Regions from separate parts of the Homo sapiens genome. Here region 1 is linked to region 2. A link is an interaction called in ENCODE POLR2A ChIA-PET data of the cell type or tissue named here. Cell type or tissue: PC-3. All regions are shown on one strand. Each heading gives the region's core, and the rest is flanking DNA. Links, peaks and the distances in the headings are about the cores only. Region 1 overlaps RNF220 (ring finger protein 220). Region 2 holds the start of LOC124904168 (a long non-coding RNA gene).

Evidence for each region. Peaks named below come from ENCODE experiments on the same cell type or tissue, not always from the same donor. Only the 100,000 strongest peaks of a DNase experiment are listed, where the experiment ranks them.
Region 1: POLR2A ChIA-PET joins it to region 2 with 11 read pairs; 2 of 35 experiments call an interaction of 5 or more read pairs at or near these places.

Annotation. Positions count from the first base shown.
Region 1 is chr1:44,525,127-44,540,242 of GRCh38, forward strand. The region is part of intron 2 of RNF220 (ring finger protein 220); the gene reads left to right. Among named protein-coding and RNA genes, the nearest start is that of MIR5584, 13 kb to the right of the region's middle. RefSeq lists an enhancer at 1-351. In PC-3, for the core only: no CTCF peak of the experiment used is centred there; a DNase peak (open chromatin) is centred at 7,125; H3K27ac peaks cover 1,775 bases.
Region 2 is chr1:44,030,607-44,045,722 of GRCh38, forward strand. It overlaps LOC107984948 (a long non-coding RNA gene), which reads left to right. Exons shown (of 2, transcript XR_007066054.1): 2 at 9,301-9,830. LOC124904168 (a long non-coding RNA gene) reads right to left here and starts at 5,168. Exons shown (of 4, transcript XR_007066055.1): 1 at 5,077-5,168; 2 at 4,649-4,819; 3 at 3,039-3,714; 4 at 1,937-2,121. It overlaps SLC6A9 (solute carrier family 6 member 9), which reads right to left and starts at 856. Exons shown (of 14, transcript NM_001024845.3): 1 at 700-856. LOC124904169 (a long non-coding RNA gene) reads right to left here. Exons shown (of 3, transcript XR_007066056.1): 3 at 14,197-14,982. It also overlaps a transcript of KLF17 not described here. RefSeq lists silencers at 1-7, 328-397, 11,456-11,629, enhancers at 1-586, 4,105-7,059, 5,443-5,587 and a cis regulatory region at 5,506-5,523. In PC-3, for the core only: CTCF peaks have their summits at 5,371, 6,162 (motif pointing left) and 6,363; DNase peaks (open chromatin) are centred at 6,145 and 8,835; H3K27ac peaks cover 2,531 bases.

The sequences.
Region 1 (15,116 bases), core at 3,098-11,097, 490 kb after region 2:
TCTTTATTGAAAGGATGTAGCAATCTTTTTTACTGTGGCCTATTTATCTCTGGGGAAAAAGCTGTAACAAGAAGATCCCCTACTGGTCACCAGCCGTGTCAGGGCCTGCCTGGCTTTGGTGCCAGGACTTTGGTGTGGGGGGCTTGCTGAGCGAGAGGGGGGCCACCTTTGGCAAAACGGGGAAAGGCTGCTGGCTGGTGTGCATTCCTGTGGAAGAGGCAGCGTCCTGCACGCCTAGCACAGCGCTCAGGGCTCAGCAGACGCATCTCATCAAATCCTTTTTGAATGAATGGTTGAATGAACCAACCAACAAACACACACAAAAAATAACAGAACCTTGAAACTGCTGCCCCGCTTTGGTCTGCCTAACTGTGCCAGGTGCCTGTTTACCCCCCTACTACTGTAGCAAGTGACTTTTGCTGATACCACTGTCCACATGTGTTCCTTCACCCTCATACAAACATCCCTGCTCTTTTGAGGCCATTCGATCCTCTCTACTTACTTGTCACTGTCATCTGCTGATGACATCTCCCCTCTATTCAGCAGGAACGTTGGCACTCAGTATCTCCCTGCTCACCCCTATTCTGCGTTCCTCCTGTGAATTTCAGCACCCACATGGACTGTCCACATCCTGGGATCCTCTGCTGCAGCATCCTGCACTCCTACAGCAGATTCCATGGAAACACAGCCCCGCCCTCAGTCTGACCATCTCCCACAATTTCTTCGTCTCAAAAATAATGAACTCTGAATCCCATTTTGTAAGCTGCGTCTGCTGTCCTTATGTCCGTTCTCCTTCCTCACTCCCACTGAATCTGTTTTTGACCTCCGTTAGACCTTCAGTCCCTGGACCATTCCTAATTTAACAAGCCCACCATTCCCCTCCTAGCTTCACTTTCTTTCCTGCCCGACCTTGACCCTTTGATCAACATCTTTAAAGAATTTCTTCGTGCCATTTCCTCACCCTTTTGCCTTTCTGTCCCACCTGTTTGCCTACCTCAAATCCCAAATCCATGAAAGCATTTACTTTCTCCTCTATTTCCGGCCTGTGATGCTCCGGGGAGAAAAGCGCATAACCATTTCAACTGGTGTCACCACTAGCAGACCCTGACTAAGTCTCAACAGTCTGCGTACTTGTCCCAGAATGACTTCCCATTTCCCACAGCAGTTGTTGTAAACCCTTCCCTCTCTCAAAATATTTCTCTTCACTGCCTCTGTTTACCTCATTCTCTGTAGATGACTTCATTTCCTGCTTTTCAGAGAGAATAAAGGCCAAACAGCCACAACTTTTCTCCCTCCCTAACCTTGGCCTCACCCTGGAGGCCATCTTCACTGAATTGTCCCCTAACTCAGTACTACTCAGTACTTGTGTCCTGACTCAGTACTACTCAGCACTTTTGTCCTAACTCAGTACTATCCAGTACTTGTGTCCTAACTCAGTACTCATCCTTCCACCTGGGCCCATCACTCCTCCTCCTTCAATCTGGCACCACCATCTCTTCTCTCACATTTTAAATATCCCTCTTCCTACCAATGCCTTTCTCTCTGCCTTCACACACCCTCAAATCTCCCCTTTAAATCTTCTTTTAATCTTAACTTCCAAGCACATTACTCTCCCCTCTTCCTCTTTCCCTTTACTGATAAACTTGTTCAAAAGACATCTCACTCACATTGCCTCCACTTCCCCACCTCCCATTCAGTCAGCCCATTCACTCAATGAGCTCTATCCCACTTCTTCACTGACATTCTGATCACCTCTTCTTTCTTCAAAGCCGCTCTTCCCTTAGCTTCTCTGACTCATCTCTTTGGATCTTATCTACTTCTACTCCTGCTCATTCTCCTTCCCCAGCTTCTGCTTGATGTGCCCCTTCAGTATCGCTGCTTCCCAGAGTACACTGCTTCACTTCTCTCCTTACTTACGCATCTTCCCGGGGTGAGCTCATCATGCCTGTAGTTTCACCTGCCACCTAAACACTGATGAATACCATGGCTGCAACTTCAGCCTCAACCTCTCTCCTGAGCTTCATGCCCATATTCCAGCTGCCAACTCACTATCTCTCCTTGAATCCTTGCAGAGCACCTCCAGACTCAACATATTCAATACTGACATCATTATATTCTTCCAAGCCTGCAACTTAAATGATCCATCAGCACCATCTAACCACACAAGCAGAAACCTAGTTTGACCTAGAGTCTTCCCTTTTTCTTTCCCCGTTATCTGTCCTCTTTCACCAAAGGAAGGAGGAAAGGAAGGAAGGAAGGAAGGGAGGGAGGGAGTAAATAAGTAAAACTTGGGAAGTAGGAGAGAAGTGAGTTCCTTGCCTTGTACCTTATATCAGAATTAATGAATTAAGCCAGGCACTATGATGTACACCTGTAATCTCAGCCACTCGAGATGCGGAGATGAGAGAATCGCTTAAGTCCAGGAGTTCAAGACCAGCCCAGAAAACATAACGAGACCCTGTCTTATTTTTTTTTTAAGTAATGCATTAAATAGATGAATTAAAAATTTAAATGCAGGGCTGGGTGCGGTGGCTCACACCTGTAATCCCAGCACTTTGGGAGGCTGAGATGGGCAGATCATCTGAGGGCAGGAGTTCGAGACCAGCCTGGCCAACGTGGTGAAACCCCGACTTTACTAAAAATACAAAAATTAGCCAGGCATGGTGGCAGGCACCTGTAGTCCCAGCTACTTGAGAGGCTGAGGCAGGAGAATCTCTTTGACTTGGGAGATGAAGATTGCAGCGAGCCGAGATTGCACCACTGCACTCCAGCCTGGGTGACAGAGCAAGACTCCATCCCAAAAAAAAAAAAAAAAAAAAAAAAAAGTTAAATGCAAAGGGTAAAAATCATAGCTATGTATCTGGAAAGAACTTTCATAGTGTGAATGCAATGAAGTCACCAAAAATTCTAAATTACTATACAACAACAAAAGCCCCACCATAAACAAAAATAAAAGGCAAATGCCACCTGAAAAACAAAGATTTGCAGTAAGTATAGCAGAACATTTGATGTCCGTAATATGTAAAGAGTGCTTACAAATCAATAAAAAGCACTAATAGCTCAATATAAAATGGACTAAGTAATGAACAACCAGTTAATAAAAGAAATATGAACCTTCATATTAATATAGTTCATGTAAATTAAATGAGGTGATATTTTGCCGATACAAATTGGCAACTTTTTTTTTTTTTTGAGACGGAGTCTCACTCTGTCACCCAGGCTGGAGTCCAGTGGCGCTATCTCGGCTCACTGCAAGCTCCGTCTCCCAGGTTCATGCCATTCTCCTGCCTCAGCCTCCCCAGCAGCTGGGACTACAGGCACACGCTGCCACACCTGGCTAATTTTTTGTATTTTTAGTAGAGATGGGGTTTCACCGTGTTAGCCAGGATGGTCTCAATCTCTTGACCTTGTGATCCACACACCTCGGCCTCCCAAAGTGCTGGGATTACAGGCGTAAGCCACTGCGCCCGGCCCTGCAAATTGGCAACTTTTTTTTTTTTTTTTTTGAGACAGAATCTCACTCTATTGCCCAAGCTGGAGTGCAATGGCACAATTTTGGCTTACTGCAACCTCCACCTCCCAGGTTTAAGTGATTCTCCTGCCTCAGCCTCCCAAGTAGCTGGGATTACAGGCATGTGCCACCACACCTGGCTAATTTTGTATTTTTAGTAGAGATGGGGTTTCACCATGCTTGTCAGGCTGGTCTTTAACTCCTGACCTCAGGCGATCCACCCACCTCAGCCTCCCAAAGTGCTGGGATTACAGGCATGAGCCACCACGTTTGGCCAGAATTGGCAACTTTTAAAATTATAAAGTTCAATGCTAATAAGGGTAGAGTTAGGCAGACATTCTTATATACTATTGGTAAAAGCATACATTTGTATAACCTTTCTAGAAGCAATTTTGTAATGTGTAGCAAAATCCTTAAAATATTCATATCCTTTATTTTAGTAATTCCCTTCTTGGAATTTATTCTAAGAAAATAATTAGATATGTGGTCAAAGATTTATGCATAAGGATCATCATTTCAGTATTATTTATAGCAGAGAAAATCTGAGAACAACCTAATGTTCCACAACAATAAAATGGTTAAATAAGTTATAGTATAATCATATGATAAAATATTGTTCAGCCATTTAAAAACATATATTTGAAGAATATTTCAGCAGAGATCCTAAAATAATGTTAAGTAAAACTATGCATGGGAAAAAAAAAAGGAATTACACACACACACACACACAAACACACACACACACATATTTTTAGACAGAGTCTCGCTATGTCACCCAGGATGGAGTGCTGCAGTGGCACGATCCTGGCTCACTGCAGCCTCCACCTCCCAGGTTCCAGTGATTCTCCTGCCTCAGCCACTCGAGTAGCTGGAACTACAGGCAAGTGCCACCACACCCAGTTACTTTTTGTATTTTCTAGTAGAGATGGAGTCTCACTATGTTGTCCAGGCTGGTCTCGAACTCCTGGCCTCAAGTAATCCACCTGCCTGGGCCTCCCAAAGTGCTGGGATTACAGGCGTGAGCCACCATGCCTGGCCAGATATTTATTTATATTTTAAAAAGGAGATTTATTTGAAAAACATAAAAGCACGACAGAACACTTCATAGGCCACTTTACACAATAAAATAAGCAACAATAGGCTGGTAATAGTGCTATAATCCCAGCATTTTGGGAGGCCAAGGTGGGCGGATTGCCTGAGCTCAGGAGTTCGAGATCAGCCTTGGCAATATGGCAAAACCCCATCTCTACTAAAAATACAAAAAAAATTAGCAGGGCATGGTGGTGGGCGCCTCTACTCCCAGCTATTTGGGAGGCTGAGGCAGGAGAATCGCTTGAACCAGGGAGGTGGAGGTTGCAGTAAGCCAAGATCGTGCCACTGCACTCCAGCCTGGGTGACAGAGTGAGACTCTTATCTCAAAAAAAAAAAAATTAAAATTAAATAATAAAAAATAAGCAACAACATACTTTTTTTGTGAGTATAAACGTTTAGGTATACTAACAAAAGTTGCATGAGTATAGCATTTATGATCAGACGAACCATATTCATAAAGAAATAGGTCAAAGAGGGAAATGTATAAACACATTTCACTATAGTTGGTAATTGTGTGCCATCAGCTTTATAATTGTGGTTATCTGAAATACCATGATGAACAACCTAAGTCTTTTGACAAGATGGAGCAAAAACTACAATGGGTTACCACTGTGGGTCACCACCACATATGCAGTCACCCAAAGAGCAGAGATCTCAAGAAATTTTGTCTTTCACAAATGCAGATGTACAAAAAGGACATCTCGTCATTTACTGAGGAAGTTTCAACATTTTTACGTAGATGCGCAATGCTGATACACAAAATCAACATTGTGATAATGCACTTTCATGGAGTCAAATCTGCAAAAAAAAAAAAAAAAGCATAAAAAGAATTACAACTCTCTTAAAAGTCTCTACACAATTTATACCTCCAGTATTGGAAATGATGCAAAGATGAAATACGTAGCACAGCAAATTATAGCAAATAATGCTGACAATTTAAAATAGTGAAAGAACTGGTCACGCACAGTGGCTCACTCCTGTAATCCCAGCACTTTGGGAGTCTAGGTGGGCAGATCATGAGGTCAGGAGTTCAAGACCAGCCTGACCAACGTGGTAAAACCCTGTCTCTACTAAAAATACAAAATTAGCCAGGCATGGTGGTGCACTCCTGTAATCCCAGCTATTTGGGAAGCTGAGGCAGGAGAATCATTTGAACCCAGGAGGCAGAGGTTGCAGTGAGCCGAGATTGCGCCATTGCACTCCAGCCTGGGTGACAGGGTGAGACTCCGTCTTAAATAAATAATAAAATAAAATAAAATAATGAAAGAAAACTAACCTGTGATTGTGATCTTGGAGATTTTGGACATTAGAGATTTACGTTTAGGGATTTTGATCTTTTGGGATGTCAACATTTAGAATTATGGCATTCAGGATTGTGTCTTTCAGAATTATGATCCAAACCCTTTTAAAACACAGGTGTGACTGGGCTGCTCTTTGTAGATTCCTCCCTTGCTTCCTGTAATCCTCAAGGTAAATCCGGGGTCCTCCAGAAGTTTCACTAAGTGCTTCACAATCCAGCCCAAACTATTTCTTCTGTCCCATTTCTCATGCAGCTCATCTTCCCCTAAACTTTGTCTGCTTTTCCATGATTCCATGGCTTTGCAGGTCTTGTCCTTTCTACCTGTTGTCCTGTTATTTCCCTTTTCCATCTAGGAAGATTATTTATTCAAAACTCAGCTCCAGTATCATCTCCCTGGTGGACTCACTCCGTTCCAAGCATTTAGTTGCTCTCTCTGATGTGTGTCCAAAGCTCTTTGCCAGTTAACCCCATTAGACTGTAAGAGCACAGAGGCCAAAGTCTTTTCCTTATTTTTGCTTATTTTCTCAGCAGCTAGCACAATGCCTGGCAGGTAGTGGGTGTTTGAGGAATATCAGATCAGTTATTAAATTGAAGATTTCTGACTTTTCCCTTCCCCTGTGATGAGAGAGAACAGGAGAAAGACAGCCCCCAAAGCCATGACACTTTGGGGTCAGAAGAGCCCTTCAAGATGATCTGGTCTCTTCTTCCATGTTTGAATTCCCTCCATTAGGACCAATTATCATCCAATCACTGCTTGAATACCTCTTATGAGGGGGAGCTCATTATTCTTCAAAGCAGTACTCTGATTGTTAGAAAATACTTTCTTAAAATGAGCCTAAACTAGCTTTAACTTTCACCAACTGTTCTTGGTTTGGCTCATAGGGGACATACAAGAATCAGCTTCCTCTGCCTGTGTCACCCCTCTCTAAGCCTCCTCTTTCTGCCCCCCTTTTTTCTAAGGTGCTGAGTCTCACTCCCCCTTCTACTGTACTGCTTTATCCCTCTAAAGTCAGTGCAGATGACCTCTCTCTCAATTAATACTCTACTGCTGATGATTCATAATGATGTTTTACATATGTACGCTCTTTATGGTTTACAACGGGCCTTCACATACATTTATTATTATTTTGAGCTCACAAAGAATGGTGCCCAGACCTGCCCTGTCCAAGGTGGCCAAACCAGGACACAGCAGGGTGAGCCTGTCACCACTTTATGAATGCGGCTGGAAGTCACATTAGCTGCTGACTCATACTGACCTTATCAACTAAAACCCCTACCTTGTCTCATTGCTGAGTCATGTCTCTTTCATCCTGTCCTTATGCTGTTTTTTTAGATAGAAATTCAGACTCTTACATTTATTGTTATCCTTACTTCTACTATTTATTGAGTCCCCACTATATACCAGAGGTGGACACTTCAGACATATGTGTATTTTGGCATCTTTTATCACGTGGTTTATTCCTTATTAAAACTGTGGGTGAGCATTATGAGCTCATTTTGCAGGTGGGAAAGCTGAAGTTAAGAAAGGGAAGCAACTTTTGCAAAGTTGAATAGCTTATAAGAGGCCGAATTGTTTTATGACTTCAAAGCCTTGCTTTGTTCTGTTTTGTTTGAATTATAACAGTGTGCCTTTCAAAGGGGAAGGAGGAGCAGAACAGTAGGACTTGAGTGCTTGTTGTATGACTGATGCAGTGATAGGAGCATTGCCTTCATTATCTCCGTTAAGCCCCACAGCAATCTTATGAAAAACACCAGTCATCTATTTGCTATCCACCTGTGTCTCCTGCAAATGGGAACAGCTCAAAGCAGAAGGGTATACTGAGGCTTTCTGCTGAATGGTCCTGCCCCTGAAGACCTTCTTGTCACAGCAGGGGAGGAAGAGGGGAGCTCCAGCTCCCTAGGGGAAGTCGGTGCAGCTGCGTTGCTCTGTAGGATTGAGCCACTGAGTCCCTGGACCTGGTCAGTCCCTGCTTGCACCTTTAAAGACCAGACTAAAAGGAAGGAGGAAATAGATGGCAATAAAATGGTGGACTTCCAATGTCACAGACATGAGGGTTTGCCCCCTCTCTTTGGTCTTGGAAAGAACTGCCCAGCTTTGAGTCCTAAAGGGGAGAGTAAACGAAAGTCTGCTGAAGGCTCTAGGTCAGCATACTGGTGTGAGTTTAAAGCTTTAAGTCCAGGCTGGGCATGGTGGCTCACGCCTGTAATCCCAGCACTTTGGGAGACCAAAGTGGGAGGGTCACTTGAGCCCAGGAGTTTGAGATCAGCCTGGGCAACATAGTGAGACCTCATCTCTAAAAAATATCAGAAAAATGAGCTGAGCATAGTGGTGCATGCCTGTAGTCCTAGCTACTTGGGAGGCTGAGGCAGGAGGATTGCTTGAGCCTAGGAGGGCTGCAGTGAGCCCTGATGGCACCACTGAACTCCAGCCTGGGCAACAGAGTGAGACCCCGTCTCAGAAAAAATAAAAGAAAAAGAAATAAAGTTTTAGTCCAGGTTGGTTCTCCCAAACTATGGAATAGATAGAAACATGTATTAAGTACTTGCTTTCGGCCAGTACTTCATACTGAGTTGCAGGGACCACAAAGAATAAGACACCTGCCCTGAAGAGGTTCAAAAGCTATTGATTGACATGAGATAGAAGTACAGGGTGCTTCCAGCACATGAAGGGTCACCTAGATCAGACAAGGGATGGACTGTCAGAAAAGGCTTCTGCAGGAGATAGCACCTGACCCAAGTTAGGAGGAGTTGGCACTGGAAAAAAGTGGATAAGCATTCTAAGTAGAGGGATCAGAATGAGCAAAAGCAGAGAGGTAAAAGAAAGCATCCATTTTTAGGGGGAATTTGACCCAAGTCAGCATTGCAAGGACATAGAGGTAGGGCCTAGGAGATGAGCCCGAAGAAGGAGGTGGGTGCCACTTCATGGAAGATCAGCTGAAGAGTCTGAACTTGATTATTTTTATTGAGACAGACTCTTGCTCTGTTGCCCAGGCTAGAGTGCAGTGGCACAATCTCAACTTACTATACCTTGGCCTCCCGGGTCCAAGTGATTCTTGTGCCTTAGCCAACTGAGTAGCTGGGATTACAGGTATGTGCCACCATGCTTGGCTAATTTTGTTTACTTTTTGTGCATGGAGGTTGGGTTTCGCTATGTTGGCCAGGCTGGTCTCGAACTCCTGCGCTCAAGCAATCCTCCCGCCTCAGCCTCCCAAAGTGTTGGGATTACAGGTGTGAGCCATTGCACCTGGCCTGAGCTTGATTTTTTTTTTACATTTCTATTATTATTATTATTTTTAATTTTATTATTATTATACTTTAAGTTTTAGGGTACATGCGCACAGTGTGCAGGTTTGTTACATATGTATACATGTGCCATGTTGGTGTGCTGCACCCGTTAACTCGTCATTTAGCATTAGGTATATCTCCTAATGCTATCCCTCCCTTCTCCCTGAACTTGATTCTTTAGTCAATTCAAATTACGATTGCATCTAAATACCAAATATCACTTCTTCACTGCTGGACTTTGACAAAGCATTGGCATTTAATCTGGTTTGGAGATGTTAATGGCCTTTCAGCCCATTGTTCTTTCCTTAGATTTGGGGATTATCAAGTATCAGAATGAGGTGGTCATTCCTTTATCATCACTGCCATCATCATCATCATGGTTGCCATCATAATAGCCGAATTATGAAACCTAGAATTGTATATGGAAGAGAAAGGTGATCCTCCAGTTCGTTAACCTCAAGTCTGTGATACATCAAAGCACACCCATTAGAAAATAGTCAAATCATTACGTCTCTAGTCATTTGTTATCTGATACGGACAGACATTTAAAGATTGGAGAGAACTAAAACAACAAAGAACATACCTGGAACAGAAATTTACTAAATGTTTTTAAGCTCTTCAAGTGGAGATGCTATTTAGAGCGGGAAAGGGGGAGCTATTGAGTTGTCCAGACTCGTTGTGACCAGGGAGCAAGTTACTGCTAATCTCCGTAGGAGGAGTAAAGCTTTCTGGCTTCATCGGGGGTAGGGGCTGGGAACTGGGGGAACAACTTCATTACATTTCCTTCTGTGTGAGGAGGGGCTTCAGGAGGCAGCTTCTTCTTTTTTTTTTTTTTTTTTTTTTTGAGACAGAGTCTCACTCGGTCACCCAGGCTGGAGTGCAGTGGCACGATTTCAGCTCACCGCAACCTCTGCCTCCCTGGGTTCAGCGATTCTCCTGTCTCACCCTCCCAAGTGGCTGGGATTATAGGCACATGTCACCATGCCCAGCTGATTTTTGTATTTTTAGTAGAAACGGGGTTTCACCATATTGGCCAGGCTGGTCTCGAACTCCTGACCTTGTGATCCGCCCACCTTGGCCTCCCAAAGTGCTGCGATTACAGGCATGAGCCACCGTGCCCGGCCAGGAGGCAGCTTCTTCTGAGAAATTTGTGAGAACTCCCACTGATGTTCCTTGCCTTGTTTACTATTAGGGTTCTTTGAGAGGAGCCCAGAGCCCAGGCCAGATGTGTTCACAATTTGAATTTAGTTTGTGAATTAGCACATCCACTATGGATCTCTAAAGGAAATGTGGCTGTTCATGTTAGTCTTTGAAGTTAATGTGTATTTCCTAATACCCACATCAGTCCTTCGATACACCAGCACAGCACAGGCAAAGTGGGACTGACCCGCCATCCTTCTGCGCAGCTCCTGGGTGACTACTGAAGCTGATGTCTACTTAGTAGAGGTCTGGGAGATTGTATGGGGCCTGGCTGGGACTTCTGGTCAGCGAGCAGACCTTTGAAGAATTGGCTTCTTCAAACCTGTGGCCCATTCCCAACAGTGAGGCTGCTGGGAGCTGGCTACGTGCTGTGGGTCCAGGCAGTTCAAGAGGCCTTCCTAGAATATATGAGAACTCTGCAAATTTTCCTTCAGCCTGGGGAGCGGTGAGAAAGGATGAAGTGTAACAGGGCCCTGAAACCTCATCCCAACTCGCTATTAAGCAAGGGTGCTCTTTTCTAATCTAATAGAGTAAAACTGAGAAAGGGGTCTTCTCTACTTCCCAATTCCAGGGCCTTCCTGCATTCGCTGGTGATGATGGAGTAGGGTGACCTTAGGAGGTGTGACTTGGGCCCTACAGGCTGTCTGGGAAAGTCAGAGCTTCCCTCCATACTCCTCCCAGAACACTGAGTGGGTGGCTGTGTTGTGAGAGTCCCTTGAGAGCCCAGAGGCAGAAACGAACTCTTTGCAAGAACGACGCATCTCCAGAACATCTTCTCAGAACAAGGCTGCCTTCACTAGAGCTCATTCAGTAAGTGCTTTAGGAATAAGGCAGTGGGGGTGAAACATTGCTTTGAACTGGGCTACCTGAACAGCAAGCTTGGAAGCCTGGAGAGCAGCAAGTGGTGCAGATTTACAAGACCTCATTAAACAGTCCGTGGGATTGATACAGGCCTTTATACTTGGAGGTTCTGGGCTGTCCAGCAGGCTGTGGGCCCTGTGTCCCCAGGGCCCTGGAACATGGGCCTGCAGCCTTTCTCAGCTCTCACCCTTGTCGCTTTCCTCTGGGGCTGCGGAGCTGGGGAAGGACGGATCTCTTTGCTTCACTCTCATGAAATGGCGCATCAGTAAGTGCTACTTAAGAAAACACATGGTCTGCCCCTCGAAAAGGCCCCCCTCTGCTGCTGCCGCCACCAACACCTTTCTTTATTCCGCCCAAACCTCACCAAGGGGAATTCGAAACAACTGTGGTGATAAATCCGCCTGCAGATAATTGGCAAGAAAACAACACTTGTGCAGTATATAACGTTTTATGGTTGTTTCATGTACTTTATTATAATACTAATGAGCAGTTATATATCAGGAGCTAACTGCACGCCGGATTAGCTTGTTAGCATGATATGAAATGGCAGAGCAAACAGTCCAGGCCCCTCGCTCCCTGCATGCCTCCCCCACCCTCCCTCCCTACCCCTCGGTCCCATTTGCACTCAGTAATTAGTATGCAAATTAGGCCCCGGGACCACACAAGTTCTAGTATATTACAAGGGCTTTATTATGCTCTTGTGAGTACATGATGGAAACGGCCCATGACAGTGTTTATCTCACTACCTCTGTCTTGCCTTCTTCTTTCTCTCTGCCCCTCTTCTACCCCCTGCATACACACACACACACAAACACCTTTCTTTGCGTGGTCTACAACCAACCCCTTCTTGTATCAGACCTCTAAACTTGATAGAGTTCACTAGGTCTTTCTGCCCCTGTTTGAACATATCCAGTGATGGGAATCCTGCTCCTTCTGGAAGCCATAGTTCCATTCCAATTACCATAATTGAAAGAAAATTCTCCCTTTTTCTGTGGTTCTTAATGTGTGTGTGTGTGTCACAGACTCCTTTCAGAATGTATTGAAAGCCATGAACACCTTCTACAAAAAAAAATGTATATTAACGTTTACATAACATTTTATATTCCATTTTAGGGACCCTAAACCCATGCATAGAGGGGGATCCATAGACTTCTTGCCTCATATTGAGCCAAAATTTGCCTTTCGTTACCCTAGGAGTAAAGTTCTGTCCTTTGAATCTCTTCAGAGGGAGTCTATTCTCTTTACTATATGATAAACTGGCAAATACTTAAGAATTCCTGTCGCATTTCTCAAATTCTTTCCCCAACTTCCCCAACCAATGATCACAAGTCAGGGTTCCAAGACATCTTTCCATCCTGACCCACCTCGCCCTAGTCACCTATCACCTGAATGGTACGAAGCCCAGAAAAGTGCAGAATGTTCCCACTGTGTTTGTGGTGTGACCAGCCCGCCTTTGTTCTGTGCACTGCGCCTCTGCCAATGTGGCTGGAGTCTTCAGAAGTCTTTTGGCAAATGTAAACTCAACCAGAATTCCTGGATCTTCTTCCCATGAACCTTCTCAAGGCGTAGCTTCTCAAACCTATACTTCCAGAAATTCTATTTTTAGCCTACATGCAGAATAGTTACTTTCGTCTGTTAAATCTCACCTGTATGCCTACTTGCAGAAGTGATTTTTGAATACTGATCCTGTACTTCATCTTGTTGGCTGTCCCTAGACTTATCTGACTATAAATGTGTTAGTCATGCTGTTCATGCCTTCAAGTTGTTGATAAAAATGCTGTACAGGACAAAGGACAAATCTGGTCATATGTCACTGGAGACCTTGTTTTCAAACTCTCATCAATATTCTTTGGGTGTGGTTATTCAGCCAGCTCTGTATCTACTTACCTTTCTCCAGTATTTTCTCTCTTGTCATGTCTTTTCCGTCTGATTTACCCTATAAATGTTTTTTTAATCCCTGCCCCTTCTTGAAACGATCCCCTTGATCCTGTATTTCCCCTTAAGCTACTCTTGTTTTTGTCATTTTCTTCTTAGTTGCATTTCTTGAAAGATTGGTCTACACTTTCTCACATCTCATCTAGAAGTGAGCTGGCTGGTATGGCTTCTGCCCTCGCTACTGCAAGTAAACTGCTCTCTCAAACAGCAGTAACAACCTCGGAATTGCCAAATTCTGTGGACATGTTTCTGTCTTTGTCTGTCTTAATTTCACTTTTGCATTTGGCACCAAAAATCATTGCCCTCTTAAAAAGCTCTATTCTGGCCAAGCGCAGTGGCTCATGCCTGTAATCCCAGCTCTTTGGGAGGCCGACACAGGTGGATCACCTGAGGTCAGGAGTTCAAGACCAGCCTGGCCAACATGGTGAAACCCCATCTGTACCAAAACTACAAAAATTAGCTGGGCGTGGTGGCAGGCACCTGTCATCCCAGCTACTCGGGAGGCTGAGGCAGGAGAATGACTTAAACCCGGGAGGTGGAGGCTGCAGTGAGCTGAGATCATGCCACTACACTCCAGCCTGGGCGACAGAGTGAGACTCCATCTAGGGAAAAAAAAAAAAAAAAAAAAGGCTGGGCGCGGTGGATCATGCCTATAATCCCAGCACTTTGAGAGGCCCAGGTGGGCGGATCACCTGAGCTCAGGAGTTGGAGACCAGCCTGACCAACATGGCGAAACCCCGTCTCTACTAAAAATACAAAAATTAGCCAGGCATGGTTGTGGGCACCTGTAATCCCAACTATTCAGGAGGCTGAGGCAGGAGAATCACTTGAACCCGGGATGCGAAGGTTGCAGTGAGCCAAGATCGCACCACTGCACTCTAGCCTGGGTGACAGAGTGAGACTCCATCTCTAAATAAATAAATAAATAAATAAAGTTCTATTCCTATGGTTCGCCGTGAGCCCTGATGTCACTCTCCCAGGTCTTTCCTGACTCTCTGAGCATCCCATCTCAGTCTCCTTGGGTGACTCCTCTTCTTTCACTTGCCCCCAAATGCCCGAGCTTTCTACTTATAGTTCTGTCTTCCCTCCTTTTATTCTTTTGTTTTCATTCAAAATGTGAATAAATACCATTGAGCCACTCTACGTGCCATGCACCATATGAGAGAGCAAGACACAAGGATTCACGTAGCCTGGAGCCCACCGTCAAGGAGCTCAGGCTAATCATCATAATGCAATGTAATGAGTGTCTGCAGAGAGGAGAGTATGGAAGGACATTACAGGAGCCAACAGGAACTAGTGAGCCAACCTGGAGAGTGTGGAAATGATTTCACAGAAAAGGTAACACTAAAGTCAGTCTTAAAGGATGAGTAGTGTTTACTAAGCTCTCCCCAAAATCTCTCATTTCTGAATCCAATACCTTATCATTTTTCATCTGTATTAATCCAACACTGTTCCAGAATTTTCTGATTCCCATCCTACTCTTTGCTTCCTCTAACCTGTACCTCTCCCCCAATCTATGCTCCACACTAATGATGCAGCAAGGTCTTTCTAAAATGCAAATCTGATTCTTTGTAAAATTCTTGATTGACCTCTTTTGCCTATTAGGATAAACTCCAAACTCTTCGGCGTGGTATGAATACTGTCTCTTACTAACCTGACCTCTGTCTAGCCTGCCAGCTCTCTTTGAGGGCCTTTTGTTTGGCAGGTGTTCTTGCCCACTGTGATAGGGTCCACCACTGGGCCATGAGAAATCCATCATTTAAAGGCATTCTTCCACACTGGCTTCAGCTGAACTTTGAAGAATGCTCCCCTTATGCAGCCAAGCTCAAAGTCTATGCCTGATGGTCTCCCCAGGATACCTCTGAGCAGCCTTCCTCAACCACTGCCCACATCTCTTCCCCAGGCTGCAGCAAGACCCCACAGCACAGGCAG
Region 2 (15,116 bases), core at 4,733-12,732:
CCCCCAGAGAACTCCCGGCTCGCTCGCAGTCCCTTCCCAAAGCCGCGGCCAGAGCGCGGACAAAGAGAGGCTGAGTGCGCCAGGACTCTCCCGCGCGGCTTCCCGGGTCCCGCGGGCGCACGGGCACTGGAACCGGCACCGGGAGGGCAGATAGGGAGGCAGGCCGGCTGGAGGGGCCAGATAGGCAGCCAGGCTGGCGGGCGCTGAGAGGCGATGGAGCGAGCGGGAGCCCGCACGCTGGGTGCAGGCACGGCCGACTGTCGACCCCTGCAGGCCCCCAGAGCGCAGAACCACTGGCTCCTCGGACGGACAGTGCCACGCTCTGGCTCCGGCGCTACCCGCACAGCCTGCGCCCGCCGCCCCCGATCGAACCGGCGTCTGGCGCCCCCCCGCCACCCCACGCAGGAGCTCCCCCCACTTCCCTCTCCCTCCCGCTTCAGCTCCTTGGTGACAGCGGTGACACCCAGACGCGCGCACCTACCCCGATCTTTGCGGCGAGACAGACATCCCGGTGCGTGCACCCACACTCTTACCCACAGATGCCCGCATACATGCGCGATCACACACACACACACACACACACACACACACGCACACGCTGGTCCTGGGGCTCAGCCCCGCGGAGCCGCCGAACACTCAGACCGACGGCAGGACAGACGGAGGCGCGGGCCCCAGCGTCCCTTCCCCCAGCCCCCTTACCATGCTGCAGCCCCCGGCCCAGGCGTGCTGGGTCCGCACCGCGGTGCGCCCAGGTGGCTTTCTTAAAGGGAAAGTTGCATCAGCCTCCCGAGGCTCTGTGCCGCGCCGAGTTCGCCCGCCCCGCCGCGCCGCTCGCAGCTCTTCCACAGCCTGTTGTGTTTTGGTTTCGGGGAGGCGGGGGCTAAGAGTTTGGTGAAAGTTTGAAGAGTGGAGAAGGCTTGGGAGATCTAGCCAAGTCCCTCCCCTACCCGAACGGCTCCCCTGGCCGTCCTCCCCTCTCCATCCCATCCCCTCCTCCCGTGCCGACTTCTCAGGCTCCTCCTCCCAGGGAATAAAATTACAAGTCTCTCCAGCTTTCAGATGATTGATCCCCACGAACCCCTGGGAGTGAGCGCCACAAAGGAGTCCCCTTCTCCGCCCCTGCCTCGCTGCCCTCCAGCTGGGGCCCTTGAGCAAGCAGATGTGGGCCCCTTCGGGCTAGGCTGGAATGAAGCCAGAAGGCCTGGGGCACTATGGGGGGCTGAGGCTGGAGTTAGCCCTCCAGGCCCCTGGCCTTCTGCGCCTGCGTTTCCCCTAGAGAGAAGTCAGAGCAAATTCCATTCCCTTTGGAGCAGAGCCGCTAGAGACTGTGGGCATTGCTGGGTAAGGCCTAGGTCCTACTCCTTGGAACTGGAGGGCTCGGGGTAGCCCTTTCTCAAATTTCCCTCCTGGACCACCGGCTTGGTCAGCTCTACTTTTGAGGTGGTGTTACAGGGGCTGCAGACACCAACCTGGGATCCCTCCTCCTTCCATGGTGAGACAGACCTGGGTTACAATCTCAGCTAAAAAAGAGTCTTTGCCAAAAGGAGCATGGTGAGCCTCGGTTTCCTCCTCTGTGAAACAGAGAGAAGGGGCTAAGGAAATGCATGTGTGTGTATATAAAGCCCATTGCTCCAGGCTGCCTCTGGGGAGTGGTGGCTGGCATTTGGAATGAGCCTCCCACATTTGCATACCTTGTGAGAGCCACCACCTTTCATGGAGAGTGGCCAGTTAGTTCTGTCAGAGGAACTGGTTTTTGCCCCAACCTGAGTAGGGCATCTGCTCAGGGAAGGGGCCCAGCCCACAGAGGCAATTTCTACTTTGGACCCTGAGTCCTCACCATTTTCTGGCCAGGAAACAGTTTAATTTTTTTCCTTGGGACAGTCAGCCTCCAAGAAGCGAGTGCACACATGCCAAACTCACGTGAAACCAATTGTTGAGTGAGATTCCAGTTTATTAATTTATCAGAGGCACTGAACAAGATAACAGGCATCAAGCCCAGGCATTCCCTGAAATGCGAGCTCTCTCAGGCCACACGCGGTCCATTCCACAAACCTTCCTCAGAGCCAAAGTACAAAGACAGCTCTCTGTTGTCTCCTATTCACATTGGACTCCTGATCAGATCTGGGAAGACACCTTAGTCTTATCAGCGAGATTATTTTCACTTTTACTTTGTCCCCAAACCTAGTAGGTATAGCATGTTTGGGATTTTTAGTCTCCTACAAGCCAAGTGCAGGTGTTTCTTGCGTGAGTTGTGTGCACACACACCTGGATCTAGGCAACCTGTTGTGTCTGTGCCCCCAGACACCTGAGCCCCGATTGTGTATTTGTGTAGGTACATCTGTGGAAGACTGATTGTGTGCACTGCAGCAGGTCTGTGTAGTTATGTGTGTGCTCAATTCCTGGGACTGGGCAGATGGGGTCCAAGCCCTCTATATCTCTCCTGCCAGGACGTAACTTCCTCCATAAGTTTTTTTTAGGATCTTCCTCCTTGCCTCCTCGCTGGGGCTCATCAAAAGGGATACCACCCCAGGGAAGGCAGATGGAGGATGTCGAAGAGGCCCCCAAGTAGAGGAAGGCGGACAAGGAAGAGTATGAAGGGGAAAAGGCCTCCCTCCTTCTCCCTTCCAGCAGTAGGCTGGGGTGGGGACAGGCCTAGAAGAGGGCACTGAGCGCTAAGAACACTCAGTGAAGATTCCGAGAGTTTTCATGGCTCAGGGAATCCATATGAAGGGAGGCAGGTGTAGGGTGCTGCAAGCCAGACTTCCAGGATGCCCTCAGGCCTAGGGGCTTGGGGCCTGGGCTGTTAGAAGAGAGGAGGATGGGTGCTCAGGGGCCAGCCCTCTGAGGCTCCGTCAGAAAGAGGAAGGCTTGGGGACTAACCTAGGGACAGGGACGTGGGGTGAAGAGAAAATTTTCCTTGGAGTGTTTAGGGAGATTGGGGATGTTGGCCAGAGGGCTTTATTAGACTAACACTGGCATAGCTCAAAGTCTATTTGTATACATAGAAACAGATTCATGGATATGTGTGTTTTACCCACCTTGAACCAGAAAGAGCTTCAGGAAACCACACAGCTGTGTCCTGAGGAGACACTTGTGAGAAAGATTCTGGTTTGAAAAGTCATCTTCCTGAGACAGGGACTAGAGAGGCTGTTTTTTTCCAATCAGAATGAGGCCCAAAGGAGGCAGGTTTGGGCCCAGCCCGGGTGGGAGCTGGGATAGCCTCCGTCCCTGGCTGTGAGCCCCTGGCTCTGAGCAGCTGGCCTGCAGGGTGGGAAGGGCATGGCCAGCCTGGGCCACTGTGGGGCGGGCAGGGGGATCAGGACTGAGGACAGACTGGGGCAGGGGAGGGGATGGGGGACGGACGGGGTCAGACATTTTGACGGGCCTGCTTCTTCCTGGGGCAGGGCAGCAGTTGGGCTGGGGCCCACCCACCACCCACTGCAGGCTGAAATGTGGCTCAGGAGCCTCCAGTTACTGCAGCCAGTGGAGCTATTTCCTGGGAGGGCTGCATCCAGCGTCAGAGCCCCCAGGGCTGGCTGGTTTCCTCGAGTGGTGTCATCAGCCTGCAGGATCAAGGCCTCTGTTTCGAGATGCACATAGTCAGCTTAGGTGTGTGTCTAGTAGGAATATGAATAATGCCAGACTTGGGCCACTTCTGGTGGTCACTGCAGGAGCTGGCAGCACTGGGCACCTTGATGGAGTGGTGCTGGGGGCCTGCTGAGAAGGTGGGGGAGGGTGGACATTGCCTGTAGTTGAAGCCAGGCCTGGCCAGGGGTCTCCACCTCCTTAGAACCCCAGCCTCAGTAGCCAGGAAGCATTACTGGGAGGTGCCTGCCTGGGCTCTGCTCTCAGATTCTTCCTTTCTTGAACCTGGAGCCCAGTGGTCAGTGCCTGGCACCTCCACTGCCCTGTCCCAATGCAGAGGAGCAGGTTAGATTGGTTTCAGACCTGAGAGCTGTCTCTGGGGCTCCAGGTACCCCTTAGGCCATCCTGTTGTGGTTTCTCTACCCCTGAAACCCCGCCACCCCAGCCCTGCCACCCCAGCCTTGGGGCAGCATAAGCCAATCATGGGGTTCAGAACAGGGGTTCCGGGCTGGACCTCAGTGGCTCCAGGTAAAATCAGGCATATAGACAGGAAGTATTGACTTTGGCGTTGTCCAAGGGGCAGCCCCAATCTCCAGAGCTTTCAACACCCAGACTCCTCAATCGCTTTGAGCTCCCAAAGTCCTGAATTCCCAATGTCAAGGGTGCCAGAGCACCCAACACTGTAGAGGACCCAAAACCCAGAGCCCCCAGTGCCAAATTCCAGGGGGCCTGGGGTACCCAACATCCAGAGCACCCAATGTTCATAACATTCCATTTTCAGAGTGCCAGTGTTCCAATTCACTGCACCTGGAGGGAGGGAGTGGGGTCCCTGCATAACCAGGGTCCCTACATAACCGAGGTCCCTTCAGTGACCTATTATCTGAGGAGTGGCCATGACTGAAGTTGGGGCTGGGGTGGTGCTGGCAGTTGTAGTTCTTCCTCGATGCTCCCATCCTGGGTCTGGAGAGGTCGAGCAGGCTTGCAGGTGGGATGGCGTTCCCTCTGGCCTCAGCCCAGCCTGGTCACAGGCCCTGTGGCACTGAATGTCCATTTATTCACTCACCAAATATTAGTGCGCATCTGCCATGTGCTGGGAATTGAGCTCCTCTCTGGGAGTACAACCGTGAGAGAGAAGGGGTTCCTGTTCTCCCAGATGGGACAGGTGACATTGTGCCTGTGCTGGTATGTCCGTGTGGTTCAGCCATCTGTGGCCCACGTGTAGCTGTGGGCATGGCTATGAGAATGAATGGCTGTGAGTGTGATGGTGTTGGCGTGAGGCTGTGCCTGCAGCCCACATCAGCAAGTTAATGTGTGTGACTATTATGGTGGGTCTGGCTGTGTCCGTCTGTCTGGCCATCCTAATAATCTCTCTTTGCCTCACTGCTATTTCAAGGATTGGAAGTAAGGCCCCCCTTCCCCTCAGACCCGAGGTACTGAGGGTCAGGCCTCACTGTAGGGAGGAACAGGCTGGTTCCTGAGCTAGAGACTGACCCCAGAGCTGCCCTGCTGCAGGGCTAAAGATTTCTCCTACTGCTCCTGCCCCTGCTGGACCCAGAGCCTCTTTGGATTGGGAAGACAGGAAGAGGGGTGGCTATAAGCCGAGCAGTCGACACCAAAAATAGCCATCTGCCCTGGGGAGGATCCTCTGGCACCACTCTCTCCTCCAGTCCAGCCCAACCCGGCCCACTGACTTGGAGCCTCAGTAGGGCTCCTGTCTGACTCCACTTCCCCAACTCTTATCTGAGTAACCCTCTCAGACTCAAAGGAGGGACACAGCAATGATGTCACTACAAATTATGGCATCATAAAGAGCTCTGGCAGCATCACAAGGAGTGACCCCAGACCGCGGGCGGGGCTCCATCTGCTGGTAGCTCCCCAGCAGGGATGGCAGGGCTGGATAAGCCCTGCGTGGGGCCCTGCCTTATCTGTCCCCCACACATATGTGATAAGCCTCTTACCATGGGCTGGCCCAGGGAGCAGGTGGGGAGCAGGCCGGAAGAGGGGAAAGGCCAGCTGGGGCTGGCTGAACTCCAGGGAAGAAAGCCAGGGTCAGGGAGTCCTGGCAGAACCCCAGCAAGGGGAGATGCAGGGTCACTGTTGGGGGCAGTGTGGAGCTGTGGTTAGGGCCATGGATTCTGAAGCCAGGCTGCCTGCATTTGTATTCCAGGTCTCCACTTAATGGCTATGTAAGCAGACCTCAGCTTCCTCAATATTCCTCACCAGGAATACTATTAATATTAGCAGTGACTATCAACCACGGTATTGTTGTGGGGATTAAAGGATTTAATGTGTGTGAAATCGGCACAGAAGAGGGCCTGGCTCACAGAAAGCCCTCATCCATCCTCCTTCCTAGATCTGATCTTCCCTGGGAGCTGCCCACCATACCCAACAGCCCACTTGTGTGGCCGGGGCCTAGGTGGGGTTCCCAAAAGCTGCCCAGCCCCACACACATCCCACACCTACCCTGTCTGTAATCACCCTGAAACTCCCCAGGAATCCTGGCCTTTTCAGCATATTTTCTTCCAGCAATCTCCCCAGACACATTGTGGCCCTGGTGCCCTCTGGTGACAAAAGCCATACATGGCAGTTACAGCTGCATCCCCAGCACACATTGGGCCAGACAAGGTGCTGCCCCTTGTCTGATTATTTTGTGTCATCACATCAAGTTTTCAAAGTAGGAATTTTCTGTGTTTTCTAGAATGAGAGCTCAGGCAGGTTAACTAATTTGCTGCAGGTTATAGAACTAATAAGTGGTAGAACGTGAACTTGGATTCAGGTTGGCCTGTGTCCAAAACGTGAACTTGAATTCAGGTTGGCCTGTGTCCAAAAGCTATTATTTCACCCCATGCACAATATACTAGGGGGGATGTGCTGGCATGGCCACGGGGCCCAGTAGATGTTTTACATTATGAGCCATTCTCCTAGTTTGAGTATATCTATAGTTGAGTGTATGGCCATTGAGATTCTCCATCTGTGAATATAGAGCAGTGTGACCTGGTTTTGAGCACAATAAGGTTGGGTGTTGGCTTTTTTGTGGCTCTGTTGTGGCTGTATGATTGGATTGTGTGAGTGCAACCATGGCTGGGCTTGTTGTGAGAGATTAGCCATGGTGTGTGGGGCTGGCCTGACTCTGTGTGTGTGTGTGTGTGTGTGTGTGTGTGTGTCGGTATGACTGTATTGTGGAGGGGTGTATAGCCAGTGGGATTGTGTGGGGAAAGGTGACGAAGGGCCCTGAGTTCCCAGCGCCACTTGCCTTTTTGGTCCCAGGCCTGCATCTGCTCACCATGACTGCATGATGGATGGCTTCACATGCCAAACACGCTCCCAGGGGCCTACTCGGGTTCTCCTTCCCCCAACCCCCCTTTTATTTTTCGAGGAAGTAAAGCAAATAGTACCACAGATGGAGTTGGTCTTCCTTTTTTCCATGGGATATTTGTGAAAGCATTTTACATGCCTTTGAGTGATATCGAAAAAGAAGTGTCATTTTTAAAAAGTCAATGTGACTATTCTAATTAATTTGAACATCAGTTCTCAGGGTGTTGATTGCAGATCCCTGGGAATCTTTAAGACTCTTACAGGGAATACACAAGGCAAAAGCTATTTTCCTAACAATACTAAATTGTTATTTGCCACTTTCAATTTATCGATATTTGCACATGATGTAAGAGCAACGGTGGGTGAAACTGTTGGCACCTAAGCATGAATCAAGGCATGGCACCCAACTGTACCAGTAATCTTTGTATTCTTCTCCACCATGGTGCATGACTAGTAACAATAGGAGGGAAAAAAGGGCCAGTTTTGCCTTATTTATTTATTTATTTATTTTTATTTTTGGGATGGAGTCTCACTTCATCACCCAGGCTTGAGTGCAGTGACACGATCTAAGCTCACTGCAACCTCCACTTCCCGGGTTCATGTGATTCTCCTGCCTCAGCCTCCCAAGTAGCTGAGATTACAGGGGCACACCACCACGCCTGGCTAATTTTTGTATTTTTAGTAGAGACAGGATTTCACTCTGTTGGCCAGGCTGGTCTTGAACTCCTGACTTCAAGTGATCCACCCACCTGGAACTCCCAAAGTGCTGGGATTACAGGAGTGAGCTACCATGCCCAGCCTCAATTTTGCTTTAAAAGTCCTTGGTGAAGCAGTACAATTATTATTATTATTATTTTTTTAAAGGCATCTGTTTTTTGTTTGTTTGTTTTATACTTTAAGTTCTAGGGTACATGTGCACAACATGCAGGTTTGTTACATAGGTATACATGTACCATGTTTGTTTGCTGCACCCATTAACTCGTCATTTACATTGAGTATTTCTTCTAATGCAATCCCTCCTCCAGTTTCCCACCCCACGACAGGCCCCAGTGTGTGATGTTCCCCTCCCTGTGTCCAAGTGTTCTCATTGTTCAGTTCCCACCTATGAGTGAGAACATGCAGTGTTTGGTTTTCTGTCCTTGTGAAGCAGTAAAATTATTGTTTTGTGGTTTCATGTATCAGTAGTTATTTTATTTTTATTATGGATTGGTATTTCATCATACAGATAGATAATTTGCTTAAATATTTACATGTTGATGGACATTTAGGCTGTTTTCCGTTTCTTGGTATTATGAATAAAATTGGTATGCACATTCATGTGCAGATCTCTGTGTGGACGCATATTGTCATCTCTCTTGAATTAATACTTTGGAGTGGGATTGTTGGAGCATATGACAGGTACTTTTATAAGAAATTTCCAGTTTCCCAAAGTGGCTGTACTATTTTGCATTCTGATCAGCAATTTTGAGACTTCTAGTTGCTCTACATTCTCACCAACATTTGGCATTATCAACCTTTTAAACTTTAGCAATGGTAATAAGTGTACTGTGGTATCTTATTGTGGTTTTAATATGCAATTTCCTGATGATTAATGATTTGAGCATCTTTTCATGGACTTTTTGCCATTCATGTATCTTCCCTAGTGAAGTATTCATTCAAATCTTTTGACTGTTTTTTTTTTTAATTAAAATTCTTTTTGAGACAGGGTCTCACTCTGTCCTTTAGGATGGAGTGCAGTGGCATGAGGCTCACTGCAGCCTTGACCTCCTGGGTTCAAGCCATCCTCCCACCTTAGCCTCCTGAGTAGTTGGGACTACAGGCCTACACCACCATGCCTGGCTAATTTGTTTATTTTTTATAGAGACAAGGTCTCACTATGTTATCCAGGCAGGTCTTGAACTCCTGGGCTCAAGCGATCCTCCCACCTCCCAAAGTGCTGGGATTGTAGGCATGAATCACCACGACTGGCCTTTTTGACCATTTTAAAAATGAGTTTGCATTATTGTCACTGAGTTGTAAGAGCACAAATATTTTCACAGTCTGTTTCTTATCTTTTCATTTTCTTAACAGTGCCTTTCAAAGAATAGAAGTTTTTCATTTTGATGAAAATCAATTATTTTTTCTTTTATAGTTTGTACATTTTGAGTCCTATCTAAGAAAATATTTACCCAACTCAGGGCCCTCAAAGATTCACTCTATGTTTTTGTCTAGAAGTTTTATAACTGTAGCTATTACTTTAGTTCTATGATCCATTTTGCTTTATTAAATTGTGCAAAGGAAGGAGTTGAGCTTTGTTTGTCTTTGTGTCTGTTTTGATTATGGATTTCCAATTGTTCCAGCACTATTTGTTGAAAATACTGTCCTTTTTCTATTGAATTAACTTGCGATCTTTGTCAACAGTCAATGGATCATGAAGATGGAGGTGGTGGCTCATGCCTGTTAATCCCCACACTATGAGAGGCTGAGGCAGGAGGATCACTTGGGGCCAGTAGTTTGAGACCAGCCTGGGCAACATGGCAAGACTCCATCTCTACAAAAAAATGCAAAAAGAAATCAGTGGACCATGTATGTACACATCTATTTTGGATTCATGCCTGTAAGATACTGAGCGTCGACCAGGCGCAGTGGCTCACAACTGTAATCCCAGCACTTTGGGAGGCTGAGATGGGTGGATCACCTGAGCTCGGGAGTTCGAGACCAGCCTGAACAACATGGAGAAACCCCATCTCTACTAAAAATACAAAATTAGCTGGGCATGGTGGCGCATGCCTGTAATCCCAGCTACTCGGGAGGCTGAGGCAGGAGAATCGCTTGAACCTGGGAGGCAGGAATTGCAGTGAGCTGAGATTGAGCCATTGCACTCCAACCTGGACAACAAGAGTGAAACTCCGTCTCAAAAAAAATAAAATAAATAAAAGATACTGAGCATCTTTTGATCTATATGTCTTTATGCCAATACTACACTGTACTGATTATTTTATATTGTCTAAAAGAAGCAGTAACATTATTAACTTTATTGTCTTAACCCTTGAATATATGTCTTTGAAATATTTTGTGTGACAAAATGGGAAGTATGCTTATCTCAAGGAAAAGCACTTACGCAATTGAATTGTGAACTGAATGCACCAAACACCAGTTTTACTTAAAAGAACAAATGACAAACTATAGTTATCAGACTTGGGTCTTTGGCATACTTTTTCTCAAAGGTGAATCAAGTGAGCCTATCAATTCAAGGGAAAAAAAATTAGTGTTTGTTGCCAGTGAAAAAATTAGCGTCTTCAAGTGAAAATTAGGATTTGAAAAACTTATATCTACTTACAGTGAGTTTGAAAGCTTTCAATTCTAATGAGACCAGTGATAGCATTAATGAGTGTGCTCTTTAAAAAATATTGTATAATGAAATGTGTCAACATTTGGGAGATCTGCATAACTCAGTGAACCAATATTTTCCAAATGACCAATACATGATGTTACAAAATCATGCATGAGTAAAAGAGCTATTCAAAGTGCAAGACAGACCAGTGGAGTGTAACGTTAACAGAGTATGAAACGTTCACGTAGTAACTAACTTTTAAGAAACTACCACCTCGAGTTTTGGTATGGAAGAAAGAAGAATTTACTGAAAAGGCTATTAAAATACTTCTCTCTTTCCCAACTACATACTTTATGAAGCTCAGTTTTCATCACATATTTTAACCAAAGCAACCCATTGCAACAGATTGAATGCAGAAGCAGCTGAGAATCTAGCTGTCTTCTACAAGCCAGACAGTAAAGAGATTTGCAAAAGTGTAAAACGATGCCACTGTTCTCACTAACATTTTTGTTTTAGAAAATATACAGCTCTCTGGCTGGGCGTAGTGTCTCACGCCTGTAATCCCAGCACTTTGGGAGGTAGAGACGGGTGGATCACCTGAGATCAGGAGTTCTAGACCAGCCTGGCCAACATGGTGAAACCCCGTCTCTACTAAAAATGCAAAAATTAGCCAGGCATGGTGGCGGGCACCTGTCATCCCAGCTACTCAGGAGGCTGAGACAGGAGAATCACTTGAACCCAGGAGGTGGAAGTTGCAGTGAGCCGAGATCATGCCATTGCACTCCAGCCTGGGTGACAAGAGCAAAACTGGGTCTCAAAAAAAAGAAAATATACAGCTGTCTTTCATAGATATAAGTATATTTTCAGTGAAAATATAACAAAAGTATTGTTATTTTGAATTAATATATGTTTTAACTTTCAGTTTTAATTTTGAATACATTGAAGATCATGAGATAAAACCACTTAAAAACTCTTTAGGTTCTTAATTTTTTAATTAAGAACCCAATTTTTTAAATTAAGAACCTCAATTTTTTTGAGACTCTGTCTCAAAAAAAAAAAAAAAACCTGAAATTTTTTGCCCTAAACCTTTGTTCATATGAATGTACTATTAAAGAATAAGTTTATTTTACCGCTACATTCTAGTGCATATGAGCTACTGATTTTTAGCATGTTCCCAACGTGGTTGGCAGCATCTCTCTCCCTCGTGGAAGGTGCGTGTTGTCACCTTCTGCCCACACGGCCCCTGGTTTTCTCCCTCGATGGGGGAGAAAAATGGATCCCTTCGTAGTTACTGCCTCCAGGACGTGTGACACCAGCTGGCCCGCCATGGGTTTGAAGCAATTTCTGGTGATCTTGCTTAATTCTCTCTCTTCCATTTCCAAGCACACTATTTATTTATTTATTTATTTAGAGATGGTCTCGCTCTGTCACCCAGGCTGGAGTGCAGTGGTGTGATCACAGCTCACTGCTGCCTCGACCACCCAGACTCAAGTGATCCTCCCACCTCAGCCTCCTGAGTAGCACGTGCCACCATGACTGGCAGGTGCTAAAAACGAACTGTTTTTTGTTTTATTTTGGAGAGACAGGGGTCTCACTGTGTTGCCCAGGCTGGTCTCGAACTCCTAGACTCAAGTGATCCACCCACCTTGGCCTCCCAAAGTACTGGGATTATAGGTGTGAGCCACTGTGCCTGGTCCTCTAAGAACATTTGTAAAAATGCTATTATTTTTGCACACTTTCTGTGTTAAGAACTTTACATTCATTTTCTCATTTAATCCTCACAATGACCCTGTGAGCTAGATACTGTTATTATTCCCATTTTATAGATAAGAAAACCCAACCTCAGAGAGATTAGGGGAAACCTGTGGGAATGTAACCGATTTTAAATCCTCTTTAATGTATAGATAAAAATTAAAGGTGAGCTTAAATCCCTTTAAATTTATACATTTAAAAAATTGTTCATCTAAAGTTTAGTACTTTAACAATTGTTCTTAGTAACAAATTACCACTAAAGGGTTAGTAACAAATTACCACACCAGCACAGATCCCCCACCCTTAAAACTGAGCCCCAGCTGAGCCCTCACATTGGGCCCTTACCCTTGAGTCCCCTGAGGCCCCGTGCTGTGTTCAGGGCATGTGTGCCCCAAACGTGAACCCTTACACTGGTGTCTTGCCTGATTTTTTTCCAGAACCTTAATACTGAGTCTTCATACCCATTTTCCTCACTGGAACCTCCCTGAGCCCTTACTTGAGGCAACATGTGTGAGCTCTTCACCTGTCTACATGTCTGACCTGCTGGTCAGCCCTGACACCAGAACCCCACGCTTGAGTCACTTAACTAGCAGCAGAGTCAGACTCTGAGACCATCCCTTTAGAGGGAGCAGCAGAGGAAATGGGAGCTGGAGGGGAAGGGAGTGGTGGAGATGGGGGTGTGAACTGGGAGAAGCAGGCATGGGGGAAAACTCTGGGCTGTCAGCCCCTAGCTATGGTCGGGAATGTTCCCAGGCAGCACTGACCTTTCACCCCCACCCGCCTCGGTGCGATGATTGGCTGTCTCTGCCATCCCCGCTTCCGGGACCAGAAGCCACCTCTGGAGCAACTGGGGCATCCCCATGGCAACCATGCCAGGCCAGGTTGGGAGAGGTGTGGGGCTCCTTCACAGCCTTTTATTGCCCCAAAACAGGTTGACACTCTCGTCCTGGTAACCCTCAGGGCCCTGCAGATCACAGTGTCCAGAGAGGAGGGGCTGTTGCTCCTAGCAGGTCTCTTGATTCAGGAAAAAGCGTTTCTCTGGTCTCAGCCAGATCCTTCCTGGGCTGATCTGTTGGGAAACCCAAGCTCTCTGTCCTTGGGCCCCTAGCCCCTACCAACACCCTCCTAGCGCATTCTAGCAGGAGAGCGAGAGGGAGTGGAGACAGTCTGAACTCTTCCCTCTGCCCACCTGGGTGTGGGCTTGGTGAGATACTGAGGCTGGGGTGTCCACCTGAGTCCGTGGAGGGAGGAGCGACTACGGTGCGGTGGGGGCGAGGCCACTCAGGGCTTTGTGACCTAGACAGAGGATTTATGTGGGTGATTAGCTGTCACGTTGGGTCTAAGCTCCTTACCCTCAGAACCTAGCTTTCCTGCCTGCCCCCAGGGCTAATCCAGAGGTGGGGGAGGGGCTAAAGACACTGGGCTCTGCCAGGGGCCTTGGTAGGTGCCAGTGACCCATTCTGTGTAACCAGCTGTGGCCTGTTCTCTGTGTATTTCTGCTTTTGTGGGTTTCTCTGGCTCTTCCTGCCTTTGAATATGTGCACCTGGGTTTCCTTCTATCCCTCTCTCCATGTATGCCTTCTGTGCTGTGAACAGCTCTGTGACCCTGACTCTGGGAAGCTGTGGTTGTTGGCAGAAGGCAGGGACACCACTGGGTAATGGGTCACACAAGTCTCAATGACCGGACTGTGGTTGACAGAAAGTCTTGGGGACACAGATTTGTAGCTGGCGTGGGGTTTTCGATAACACAGGGTCCAGGTGGCAATGTATTGGGGGTGACTCAGGGTTTGAGGGACATGGGGTTATTTGTAGTTGACACACAGATTAGGTGAGCCTGAACTGTGGCAAATGCAGAGTCATCTGGGTGACTCAGTGACAGCAATTCGAAAAGAACCGGAAGGCAGCAGAACAGTAGCAGTGGCTGTCCACCCACCCTGGAATGTGTGGCTGTGTCTGGAGGCATTTTTACTTGTAACACCTGAAGACAGGGGTGCCAACAGCATCTAGGGGGGCAGAGGTCAGGGATGCTGTTCACTATCCCGCAATGCACTGGAAACTCCCCAAGAAGAAAGAACCATCTGGCCTAATGAACTGTGGACTCTGAAGCCAACTACCTAGGGTGAAATCTCAGCTCTTGCACTCTGCAGCCATGGGCAAATTTCCTCATCTCTAACATGGGGTACCTGGGTAATACCCATCTAAGGTTGTTGGGAATACTGAGCCGATACTTGTAAAGTGTTCAAAATGCCAGTGCTGTTTATTGGTTCAGAGCTGGAGAAAACAAGAGTAGACCCAGATGGAGGGACACATCCAGGTTTTCCTTTCTCATTTCGGCTTCTACTTCAGACAGGCTTTTTCCATTGCCAAAGGCCACTTCAGTCTGATGTCATGTCAGTTTAATGGTATCAGAGGAAAAGAGAGCAGTGTTTCCCTGTTTCGGTGGAGCACTGCACTTATAAATCCTGAAGAATGGCTCTGCCTTGGCTGAGCTTGGCCATGATCACCCGTAGTTTCTCGAGGTGCCATGATTGAGATTGGAGCCACCTGCCTGGAGGAAGGACAGGCTGTTTTCCACAGGGGCGGGATGTTCTTACCAGAAGGACAGAAGGCAGTTGAGTGACCAGGATGACAGATGCTGCCATGCAAGGGTTGTGGGTGCACCTGGGTTGGCACCGTGTCTGATCCGGGAGGATTACAGGTGACCTCGTGCTGCGGGACTGCCCTGGGAGCTAATCTACCAATCTCTCAGAAACGTTCAACTTTCTTGACACTTCCTCCTCCGCCTGAAACCCTCTTCCCTGGCACTTTGGACAGCACACTCTGCTGATTCTCCTCTTCCTCCTCTGGCAGCACCTTCTGTCTCCTTTGCTGACTTCTCTTCTGCCAAGCCTGGAAATGTTGGAGTGTTCAAAACTCAATTCCAGACTCTCTTCTCCTTTTTCTTTGAACCTTCTTAGGTGGCTCATCATGACATCATGTTTGGGGCTTGACATCACCATGATGGGACTATTTACACCCTGGAATTTGGAAACGTTGCAAATCAATGTCTTGTTTTTCTTGAAGAGGCAATAGTTAAACAGTTGCCAGCACCCACTGCCCAACACCATTGTCACAAAAACTTTGTTTTATCCAGGCCTGGTCTTACCCACAA